Linked DNA regions of Homo sapiens: region 2 is linked to region 1. The links are chromatin contacts, found by Hi-C or POLR2A ChIA-PET in ENCODE. All regions are on one chromosome and are shown on one strand. The core of a region is the stretch at or near the end of the contact, and the rest is flanking DNA. Distances in the headings are between cores, read along the strand shown. Region 1 overlaps PWWP2B (PWWP domain containing 2B). Region 2 has its middle 35 kb from the start of LINC02870.

What was found. A loop is a pair of places that touch in the nucleus more often than their neighbours do. ChIA-PET counts read pairs that join two places held with the same protein, here RNA polymerase II (POLR2A). Pooled maps may share reads with other maps.
Region 2: a loop to region 1 is called in a pooled map, with 4 times the contacts of the local background. The contact joins two enhancer-like sites. A Hi-C loop is called at or near these places in 1 of 50 pooled maps. POLR2A ChIA-PET finds 5 or more read pairs at or near these places in 2 of 52 experiments (Panc1 and WTC11).

The regions. Positions count from the first base shown.
Region 1 is chr10:132,416,393-132,421,805 of GRCh38, forward strand. It overlaps PWWP2B (PWWP domain containing 2B), which reads left to right. Exons shown (of 3, transcript NM_138499.4): 3 at 669-1,467. Among named protein-coding and RNA genes, the nearest start is that of PWWP2B, 22 kb to the left of the region's middle. RefSeq lists enhancers at 1,928-2,831, 2,832-3,736 and silencers at 4,860-4,909, 4,940-4,999, 5,030-5,089. Within about 2 kb of position 2,364, at least 23 of the 41 ENCODE cell types and tissues checked have a DNase peak (open chromatin) inside an H3K27ac peak, as active enhancers do.
Region 2 is chr10:132,476,955-132,482,700 of GRCh38, forward strand. No RefSeq gene overlaps it. Among named protein-coding and RNA genes, the nearest start is that of LINC02870, 35 kb to the left of the region's middle. RefSeq lists enhancers at 1-412, 413-1,014, 3,418-4,017. Within about 2 kb of position 2,922, at least 2 of the 41 ENCODE cell types and tissues checked have a DNase peak (open chromatin) inside an H3K27ac peak, as active enhancers do.

The sequences.
Region 1 (5,413 bases), core at 1,114-3,613:
CTCTTCAGGGCCCAGGGTTGGCCCTGGGTTGCGGGGCTGACGGGATCGTCTGTCCCCGCCAGGTCTTTTTGCCTGAGGTGGCCATCCGGGGCCTGCGTGGGCTCAGGTGGGGGGCGATGGAAGCAGGGCTGACACCTGGGGCTCCGCACAGATCTGGGAAAGGGTTTTCCCCTCAGGGTCTAGCCCTCCCTTCCCACCCTGGGATCCCCATGCGTGGGGCTGTGTCCTGGTGGAGGGGGCTTGGGGCTCCTCCCCAGGCTCGGGTCTCCACGGGGCCGTCAGTGCGAGGCGAGGGTCCCCGGAGTCATGTATGGGGGTCCTTCCACACCATGAGCCCGGCACAGGCATGGTCGTCAGCCCCCACCAAGAGGCCACAAGGCTCCAGGCCCGCTGGCTTCTCCGTGGCCCTGCGTGTAGGGCCTGTGGACTGCGGGACTTCAGGGCTGTGGTCTGAGCCCCCAAGCATGGAAGACCCTGCACTCTCTCCCAGCACAGCCGGGCTGTGGGCCCTGAGGGAAGGAGGGCCGGCAGGAGCTGGGGGGCGGTGGAGGTCCCGGGTGAGCCTCAGGCCCTCCGGGGCACCCTGACCTGCTGCTCAGACCTTGAGGGGCTGGTCCCCCATACTCGACCCTGAGTTAAATCTCTGCCCCTTTTTGCTTTCCCCCAAGGTCACCGACGATGAGGGCGCACCTGCTGTCCTGGAGCTTCCGATCTCTGTTCGGGGACCCTGTGAGCCTTCTGGCCGGCTGCGTGCAGAGCCCACTGGGCACGGTGGTCGGCCTGGTGTGAGGCCCCCCGGGGACCGGCAGTGTGTCCAGGGAGGGGATGGCCCTGAGCCCAGCGGCTCCTCCCGCTGAGTGTATTTCTTCCCACCACTCAGCGCATGGCTGCCCTGGCTCACGAGGCAGTCGGGACTCGTGACTTGCTGGCTGCTGGCTGCTGCTGCCTCGCGCGCTGGGGTTCCATGGAGGAACTGGGCCTGCCGCCCCGGCCTCACCTGCTGCCCGCATGCTGGGGTCCCATGGAGGAACCAGGCCTGGCGCCCCGGCCTCGCCCAGCGGCTGGTGTGGGCAGCTGTTCCCTGCCTCGCAGTGTCCTGGAGGCAGCTGTCTCGCAGACTCAGCTTGGTCTCCCGCAGGCTTCAGAAAAACCCAATTGCACGTGTGGGATTCTTCCCCAGCCCTTGGGTGCGGGGTCTCTGTGCACTTGAGAGCTGGGGGACCCACCCACCGTCTCCCACTCCAAGTTCATCCCAGAGCGTGGGGCCCGCTGGGCACCTGGCACCTGGCCTGCAGATGCTGCTACGAGTGACCAGTGCTGTGTGGAGGAGGCCAAGGGCGGCCCCTGGGAAACCGGGCTTCAACAGTACAAGGAAAAGAAACTTGCTCTGTTTTGTAAGAGCGTGTTCCTTTTCCTCTTTTTTGTCACTTTAAAGACCAAAAAGAATAAAGAAAGAAAAGAAAAAAATTAATCTGCTCTTTCTTTGTTTAAATGTTAAAAACAAAAAGAGAGAGAAACATATGTCATAGTTGAAGTTGTGACTTGTGCGGCCACAGTTCACACTCATGCGTGTGTCCCTGTCGGGGCTGACGGGGCCTGAGTCCCCTGGGCACTGCTGGGCGGGGCCCATGTCGTACGGGTTGGGGTGACGCCGCCACCGGCTGCATCTCGCTGCCTCCAGGTGGGGGGACGCTGGTCACCGCCCTGAGCCCCAGGAGGGCTGTGGGCTGAGTCCCCATCTCCAGGCCTCCCTGCTGGCTTTCCAGTGGACGCTGGGATTTCCTGGAGAGGCAGTGCTCTGCACGCGGGGAGCTTTGTTCTTTGTTTCCTGGAGTGACTCCTCTCATCCCTTGTTTCTTGATTTGCTCATTCAGAACCAAGGGAGATCTCAGAGATGACGATGGTGGCTTTGCTTGTTCCTGGTTTTGCTAGAACATTCTGTGCTCTAAAGGCATCGCTGCCCTCAGCAAGGATCGTCTGGCGGGGGAGGGGTCGGGGGAGGGCAGCAGCATACACCTGGAGGGTCCTCTCCAGGGCACATGAGGGAACAACCCTCATGGTTTCCTATGGTTCTGGACCTGACTTGCGAGGAGGGGCATGGTTTTCAAACTGGTTTGTAGCAGCAGAGCCCTTTTCTCCAACAAAATCACCCAGAATCACTTCCTCCCGGAGGGGCTGGGCTCATCCTCCTGAAGCCCTCCAGGCCCAAGAGTCCTGGGAAGCCTTTGAAAATCCAGGGAGGGGCTCGCATGAGCCCAGGAGAGCAGAGCCAGGACTTGAGAGGAATGAGAGCAGCTCCCCTTCCCCTCCTCCCTCCCCGGCCCTGCCCACGTGGGTGCAGCAGAGTCAGGGCCCTGGCCCTTGGGGCTGGGCATCTCATCCCTCTGAGCTCCGGTGCCCAGGGGCTGCCCCTGCCTGATCTGCTGCTCGGGGTGACTCCCCCTGCCGCACACCCCACTTTGCACCCAGGACCTCCTACTGACTAGGGTTGGCTCCCCTTTACGAAGGAAGGCCTTCGTAAAGCTTGGCACTGCTTCAAGAAATGTGTGTGTCCAATGGAAGGAGCAGGCCTCACCCCTGGGACAAAATATGCGTGCAGCCCTGGGCACATTCACTCCCAGCTGCCCAGCCTGCAACTAGAGCTCAGCCACTGCAGGTGACAGCAACGGGACCCGCCTTTGAGCCTGAGGCCAGGACTGACGCCACAGCCTGCAGCTCCTCCCCAAGCCCAGCCCCAGCCCTTGCCCTTCAATCCTGAGACCCTGAGATGCATGGGTGGGGCTTTCATCCGGTGAGGAGCGGAGGCCCAGGGAGGTGGGTTCCCCAGCTGCCAGTACCCACTGGTCAGGCTGGGCTGGACCAGGTCCTGAATCCCCGCCCTTCCACCCATGGGCTCCCCAGGAAGGCTAAACTGAGGGAAGAATTCCTGCTGGGAAAGCCCTGTTCTGGGACCAGGGTTTCGTCCCTCTATTAGAGGGGGTCAGGGGGACACCTGGGAGCGGAACACCTGAGGGAGGAGCACCTGGCGGGGAGCCTTGGGGGAGGAGGCACCTGGGGGAGGAAGTCTGGAGGAGGGGTCTCCTGGTGGGGGGCCTGGAGGAGGGGTCTCCTGGGGGAGGGGCCTGGAGGAGGGGTCTCCTGGGGGAGGGGCCTGGAGGAGGGGTCTCCTGGGGGAGGGGCCTGGAGGAGGGGTCTCCTGGGGGGGGGCCTGGAGGAGGGGTCTCCTGGGGGAGGGGCCTGGAGGAGGGGTCTCCTGGGGGAGGGGCCCTTGGGGAGCCAACCCTAGTCAGTACGAGGTCCTGGGTGCAAAGTGGGTTGTGCGGCAGGGGGCTTGGGGCCTCAGCGGGGCTGCCCGGAGCTGGTCCTGGGCCTCTCTTGCTCTGGGTCTCCCCTGCTCTGGGTCCAGCCTCCCAAGCACCCCACCTGGCAAGACTTCCTCGCTCAGAACAGAGCCAACCCTGGCTGTCTTCCCAGGGTTTGTCGTGGAGAGGGCTCTGGCCCTTTAGCCTTCCAAGGAGCTTTCGGGGTTGGGGTACGTTTGTGACCCCAGTAGCCGCTGTGCTGGGGGCCCAGGGCAACTCCTCCGGGAGCAGGGAAGGCACTGCTGGCACCACCAGCCCCGCAGGGTCACCAGCATCCCGTCTCCACCAGGGCTGCTGCTGTCCCTCCTCTGCTGAGGCCAGCTGTTACCGTGTTCGACATGGACCAGGCCGTGTGGGAGGACACGGGGTGGCAGGTGCAGGGAGCACGGTCTGTTTTCTGTCACTCTCTGGTCCCAGCCTGAGCCCCAATCCCTACCTCTGAGGGTCACACTTCCAACCCACCCCAGACAGAGCTGGAAGCAGGGGCTGGCATGGGCGCTGGGGTAGACGCAGGGGTTGTCGTGGCCTGGCGTGGAAGAGCTGGGCTGGACGCAGTGGGTGGCGTGGCCTGGGGTGCTGCTCTCCAGCCTTCTTTCTCTTCTTCCTCTTCCTCTTGTTCTTCATCTTCCTCCTCTTGCTGCAGATCCTCCCCCAGGTGGCTCCATTTCTGCTGGTCCCATCTCCCGGAGGCCCTGCCCACAACCCCCTGCCCGCCATCTAGGGGGACCCTGGCGTGGTCCAGGAGAGGGAGTCAAGGCCTGTGTGGGGCTCCTGGGGCTGGAGTCCTGGTCTGCCTTCTGGGGACAGAGACTAGGTCGCCCTGGGCTCCAGCTCTGTGGCCTGGCTGTGTGGGCTGGGCCAGGGCCTCTGCGTCACCTCCTTGCCTGGGCTTCTCACAGTGCAAGCCCCGCAGCCTAGGCCCTGCTGGGTGGTGGTGGGATGGCTGGGGAGGGGCAAGAGCAGGTGAGGAGTCCTCACTGGGGGTGCATACTTTGCATTACAGCTGGGGAGGCTGAGACCCGGGGGGCCACAGCTGGTTCCTGGACTCCAAAGCCCAGGACCCTTCCAAATCCTGCCTGGACGGCACCGTGGCCAGGACCCCAGCCAGCACTTCCCTTTTCTGCGAGGGTTTTCTGTTTCTTTGATTATAAAATAACCCCTGTTGGTGGGGGGAAAAAATTAGCAAAATAAAGAAAAGCAAAAAAAAAAAAGAAAATTAGAATCTCCCGCAGTCTCACACCCTGTGGGCCTTTTGCGTATTTCTTCCCGGGTGAGTTTTCTGGGCATTAACAGATGTTTGCTCTGCAGACCTGGCCTTGTGTCACCCTGGAACTCTGTGCCCAGCTCACCCTTCCGTGGCTTCCTGTGGCCGGGGGCTCCCTCCCCTTCCTGCCCCAGGTCTGAGGTGCCAACGGCTGCCTGTGGCCAGGGGCATCTCCCCGTGGACACTGAGGGAGGAGCCGCGGCAGGGCTGGGCTCTCCCGCTGGGCTCCCTGCACCCTGCGGCCCCGGCCCCAGCCCCACCCCCAGCCATGGGAAGGGTGCACTCCGGAGAGGCCGACGCAGATGGGGCCCTGCCCCTGGCCTGAGCGTGGCCGTCATCTGCTCAGGAGGGTTAAGCTCCTTTGTGCCCCAAGGAGCTTCAAGCCGATCAATACCCGGCTGGAAGTAGGGGGCTGCAGCTGGGGGGGCCCCACCGCCCTGACCCCAGATGGACTTCCTGCTCCCTGCCCAGCTTCTCTGCGGGGGGAGGTCAGGTCAGTGGGCCTCCTGCTTGGCCTTTGGGGCCACCGCCCCTGGGCTCCAGCTGAGGCTGTCCCAGGGCCGGTCTCCCTTCCCGCCCCCACCCTACAGAGGCGGCCTCACCAGCCAGCCTCTGCCCCAGCAGAGTTATTTTTAGCCCCAGCCCCGCCTGCTGCTACCACGGGCCTTTTCTCCGCAGAGAGAGGCGGGTGAGGCCTGAGGGCCTCACCCAGGGCAGCCAGTTCCCCAACCACGAAGGGAGGCAGGAGAGCTTCCCTGTGCGGGCAGGCGTCGCTGACCCTCCAAGG
Region 2 (5,746 bases), core at 1,672-4,171, 61 kb after region 1:
TGCTCATCAGCTGGGGGCACTTGGGTTGAGGGCTTCTATCAACTCCCTCCTGTTACCCACTCTGCAGCGGTCACAGGAGCAGTTGCAGGACTCATGGTGCAGGGTCCCCGACAGCCTGGGGAGGAGCTGGTGGTGCCAGGGATGTGGGCGTGGGGACCCCAGGAGACAGGGAGTGAGGCCCTCCTGGATGCCCACGTTGTTCCTTTCTCCAGCTCGTCCCTCCTTCCCTCATCCCTGCTCCAGGGTCTCCTGAGTCTCACCCACTTCCACACGCGTCTCTGACAAGTGGGTCCCCACCGCCAGCCTCCCCAAAAACTTCCTCCTGATAACACAGCATCTGATCACTCATCCCAGGGCCCTCCGCAGACTCCAGTCAGGGCCCCCAGACCCCAGCTCACAGCTGCGCCTCCTGCCAGCTCTGGCCCCTGCCCTCCCCTGACCCAGAGGCTGCTCCTCCTTCCTGGGGTCTCAGGCCTCGCCTCTTCCATAAAGCCTTCCCTGGGCCAGGCGGGGCCCCCACTGTTTGCCTGCTTCCCCCATTGGTTGGGGGCTCCAGGAGGGAGGGAGAAACCCGAGCACAGGCAGGCCAGACAACAGGTGCAGCCCGGGCCCCTGAGTCCTGCGACCATCCTGCTGGTGCCGTCCGAGCTTCTTCCACATAGGCAGGCTTCGAGGCCGCCCGCCCACCTCCAGGGGCCCCAGGAGAGAACAGGAGCCAGAGAGGAATCAGAGCCACCCACTTCCCTCCCAGCAGAGGCCACCTGTGCAGATATGGGATCCCAGGGGGCTGCGGGGCCTATGAGGCTGCACAGGGACACAGACAAAAGCTGGGCCATGCAGGACGGCCGTGCAGCCAGGCCACCCAGGAGCGCACTCCCTCGCTAGCCAGAGGCAGCCTGGGCCAAGACCACTGAGGGCAGTGCCCCACCCACTCCCCGTGGAGCACATGCCTGGCTCTGTTTAGCCCGGGAGTGCAGCTCTCCCAGTGCCTCCAGCTGATGTGGCCGCTGTGCCCTGGGACCTCCTGCTTCCTTAGCAGATGTCAGGTGTGCCCCCGTCGGAGCCCCCTCAGCCTCCAGAACCCAGAGTGTGGGCCAAGAACCACAGCCATGGAGTCAGGAGCATGTGGGCTTCCAGGCTGAGGAGAGGGGCCCTGGGGCCCAGGGAGCCGGGAGAAAGCAGCCCCCACCCATGGCCCCGCAGCCCCTCGCAGGGGGCTTGTCAGCCCTGAGGTCTAGCAGGGGGGGCATCTTCCTCCAGGCCAGCTCTGGGGGCACCACACTGGGTGGGTGCTGGGGCCCAGGGATACCTCCTGCTCCTCACCCTGCTGGGTTCAGCTGCCCACCTGGCCTTAGGAGCCATCTGTGGTTTCTGACCCTGGGCTTTGCCTCCAGGTCTCTAGCCCCCTCTGGAGCGGGTCAGAGAGGTGGGTGCTCCCAAGGCCAGTGTCTGCGTGGTCCTCGAGCCTCCTGCTGTCCAGTCTCCTGGCCTCCTGGCCCCTTCCCCTGCAGCAGGTCCTGTGGGGTACAGGGGGGAGAAAGGAGAGGCCTGAAGGGGCTTCCCCCCGGCACCCTCTGCCCTCTGGGCCCGGGGATATTGAAGCTGGGCAAAGGCCGCTGCCGAGGCCTGCAAACCCCAGGAAGTGGGTGCAATCCTCCCTTTGGCAGCCCCAGCACACCTGCTCCTGCAGCCTCCACCCTGCCCCTGGGGCCCAGAGGACGTGACCCTGAGCACTTGGGAGGGGCAGTTGCTGGGTGGCAGGAACCCGGGCTGCATGGTTTGAACCCCACCTCTGCCACCTCTGCCAACTCTGTGCCTCAGTCTCTCCACCTGTACAGGAGGCACTGAGACAGTTCTGGCCCTGAGGGTGTCACAGAGCACCTAGCCGAAGACGTCTGCGCCTCAGGCTGTGCCCCTTTCAGGGCTCCCGTCGGTGTCCCAGGGCTGCTGCCACAGAGCCAGCATGTGAGTGGCTAAGACACGTGTTTGCTCCCACAGTGCTGGAGGCCACGTGCCTGCAGTCAAGGTGTCAGCAGGGCCACGCTCCCTCCGAAGCCTCTGTCCCTCAGGGGGGACCCTTCCTTGACTCTGCCGGCTCCCGGTGGCTCCTGGCGTTCCTGGGCGTGTGCCTGCATCACCCCAGCCATGCCTTCTCACGGACTCCTCTCTGTGTTCTCTGCTATCCTTGTAGGGCCCATCCTAGGTCCGGGTGACCACATCCAGAGATCCCTAACATCCCTAACCCATGACATCAGCAAGGCTACTTCCAAATAAAGCCACATCCTGAGGTTCTTGGTGGACATGAATCCATGGAGCCCATTCCCTGGCTGGAGCAGGAGCTGGACAAGGGGCCCACCTTGAGCCCCACCTTGAGCCCCACCTTTAGCCGTACCTAGAGCCCCACCTTGAGCCCCTTCCCACAGAGGGAAAAGGCCAGGGCTTAGGGTGGCTCAGTGACCTTGCGGGACCATGCATGGCTGACGGGCCTGAGGGTGGGTGGAGAAAGGCGTGAGACCCCTGCGTGAGCTGGTTCTGGAGGGGACTTTTGGCTTGGACTCTAAATGCAGAAGACGACCCCGCCTCGCACTGCAGAGGAAGAAGTAGACCCCTCTGCATTGCCCCCCTAGGGAGTAGAAGATGAGCTCCCAATGGGTGGGGCTGCAGGTGCCACCACAGGTGACGCTGGGATGGAAACCTGCATCAGGAATCACCCTGTGGCTGCAGAAAGTGCTTGGCCTCCTTGTCCTGCAGGCCTGGAGGCCACTCACATCCGACTGTGAACCCAGCCCAGCCCCTTGGTCTCTTTCTTGGTGTCCTGGGAGGAGCTGCCACCTGTCACGGGACACATGGAAATGTGTACACAGGGCTTCCCAATGTTGTGTGACCCACACGCTGGTGACAGAGAACGAGCTGACTATGGCCACTGGCCCAAGAACACTGACCACTCAGGGAGGGAACAGGCAGTGCCCCTGTGTCCTGGTGGCCGAGCTGCCGTGCTGGTCCCCAGGACATGCACATGCCCTGTTCCAAACGCGTCTTCATAAACATCAGCTGGTATTTCTCAATCGCATCTTCGTAAACATCAGCTGGTATCTCTCTTTCAACTTTTCACCTGTGCCAGCTCCAGTGTGAGGAGTTCATAGCCAGCACATTTGGGACAACTCCCAGATGTGCCAAGACCGAGACCAAGACCAGACCAAGGCCAGTGGCCCAGGGCGGAAGAGGGCACTGAGTGAGGGAAGAACCGGCACTTCCACAATTAGGATGCACGATGTGGAGGCAGAGGTGGGGGAGAAGGGAAGGCTCTTCTTTACAGACAAATGTCAGCTAATAGGTGTAGATGGCAGAAAAAAGTGCAGGCAGAGAGGCAAGAAACGATGAGAACCTCCGTATATGGAAGTGCAGGCTGCCCTGAGGGAGACCGAGGAAGGTCGGAGAGCTTGGGCAAGACTTGAAGGAGAGTCTAGGTCAACTGGAGCCGAGACACTCTCCCTGCCTGGGGCACCGGGGAAGTTGGCATCCTTCTGAGTCGTCGAGCAGTGCCCTACTGAGACACTGAGCTGTGGTGTAGGGTTTCCTAGCTATGTGGACAAATGAATGGACATCCCTCCCAGGCTTGGCACCCTGGCAGTCCAAGGGGCCTTCCTGTTCTCAAAGTACATGCAGCACTTGGGAAAAGTAGCTGCACATCCCACAGGAAGTGAGTGAGCTGACTTCAGTCAGTTCATGCTGTAGCAACAATGTTTCCTGACCAGGATGCAACGAGCTAACAGTCAACATGAGATCTTACAACTGATCTTAATAATTTGAGATAAGAAGAAGCTTTCAGGGGCTGGGCGCGGTGGCTCACGCCTGTAATCCCAGCACTTTGGGAGGCCAAGGTGGGTGGATCACAATGTCAGGAGATCGAGACCATCCTGGCTTACACGGTGAAACCCCGTCTCTACTAAAATTACAAAAAAAAAAAAAAATTAGCCAGGTGTGCTGGCGGGCACCTGTAGTCCCAGCTACTCGGGAGGCTGAGGCAGGAGAATTGCTTGAACCTGGGAGGCGGAGCTTGCAGTGAGCCGAGATCACGCCACTGCACTCCAGTCTGGGCGACAGAGCCAGACTCCATCTCAAAAAAAAAAAAAAAAAAAAAAGAAGTAGAACCTTCCAAAATTACCATTTATTTGGAAAATAAAATATACACTTCTAAAAGCCGTGAGTTAAAGAATAACACATGATAGAAATGAGAAATGCTTAGAACCAGATTACAGTGGGTGCACTGCCTATTATGTATGAGTACATGAAACTCTCCACGTACATATGGAATATTGCAAAGTGCAACTAACTCACTCCAGAAATTAGACAGATTTAAAAGAAGGAAACAATGGAAATTAATGAGCCAAGCCTTCAACGTAAGTGACAAAAAGAACAAGAGGCTAAAGCAATAAAAGCAGGACAAAGATACAAATATGAGCAGAAACTCAGGAAATAGAAAATAAAAGGCAAATCGGGTGGATCAAAGACAAATGTTGGCTGATTATTAGAAAGATGAAGGTGACAGACGCCACTGGCAAAAACAGAGAGAGAGAGAACAGAGTCGGTATTAGGAATGAAAAGGAGAATCATCAAACACAAGCAGAAGTTTAAAGATAAACATATCAGGAACCAGTCCGTTTGAAATCTTTTCCAAAACAGGTAAGATTTTAAATGGATACATTCCCAGAAAATTGTGGAAAATGAATACATTCGCAGAAGATCATGACAAAAAATTGATTCAAGAAGGAAGAGATGACCTAATAATTCTACAACCATTAAAGACATTTAACCATTGATTTAAAATCTCCTGCAAGAAAACTCAGGTTGACAGGTGTGGGAGACCAGAACGCGCCTCCTGAAAAGCAGGCCTGTGGGGCTGAGGGCCTCTGCGAGGAGCAACGGAGGTAGAGCTCCCGGTCCCCCCTCGACACAGGACACGGGCTTACAAAGACGAAGGAATCCTGCCCCCCTCTACTAGGGAGAACAAAGGTTAACCACTGAAGACAGCTTCAGACCCTCATCACCTGCACCTGAAGATAGTTCCAGAATAATCTGCACCAACAAGCTTTATGAAGGAGCCTTTATCTGACATTTATTCGCTTTTCCTCAAGTTCCTGCCTACAGAGACTCCAAGTCTTTCTTTTTTGCCCAGAACTTCTCTGAAAATCTATCGCTCTTTGTTAAAGATGCTCTACAAGCTGGAATTCAAAGCCGCCTCGTTGAGAGTGACTCATGCCCTAGGCATCTCCCACACATACGTGAAACACACATGTTAATAAGCCTCTGCTTGTTTTTCTTCTATTCATCTCTGTTTTGTAAGAGGGATCTGTTCCGACTAAGAACTCACAGGGTTCTTATTTTCCCCTGCCCAGGGTTGCACAGATGTGTTCTACCAAACTTTCAAGGAACAGAACGTTCCAGTCTTTTACAAACTCTTCCTGAGAGTAGAAAGGAGGGAGCACTCCCTGAATCATTGTGAAGCCATTACAATCTTTAAAACAAACCAGACAAGAATAGTCCAAGAAAAATCATGTTTTAGTACAATCTCACTCCCAAACAAAGACGTACAAACCCTAAACAAATCATTAGCACACTGAACTCACGGCGTCTATTTTTAAAAGGTGATGACACTCATGACTGTGTTGGGATTTGCTGGGATTATCCCAGGAATGTGAGTGATTTAGACCGAGAAGATCGATAACTTTCATTCACCGCATGAACG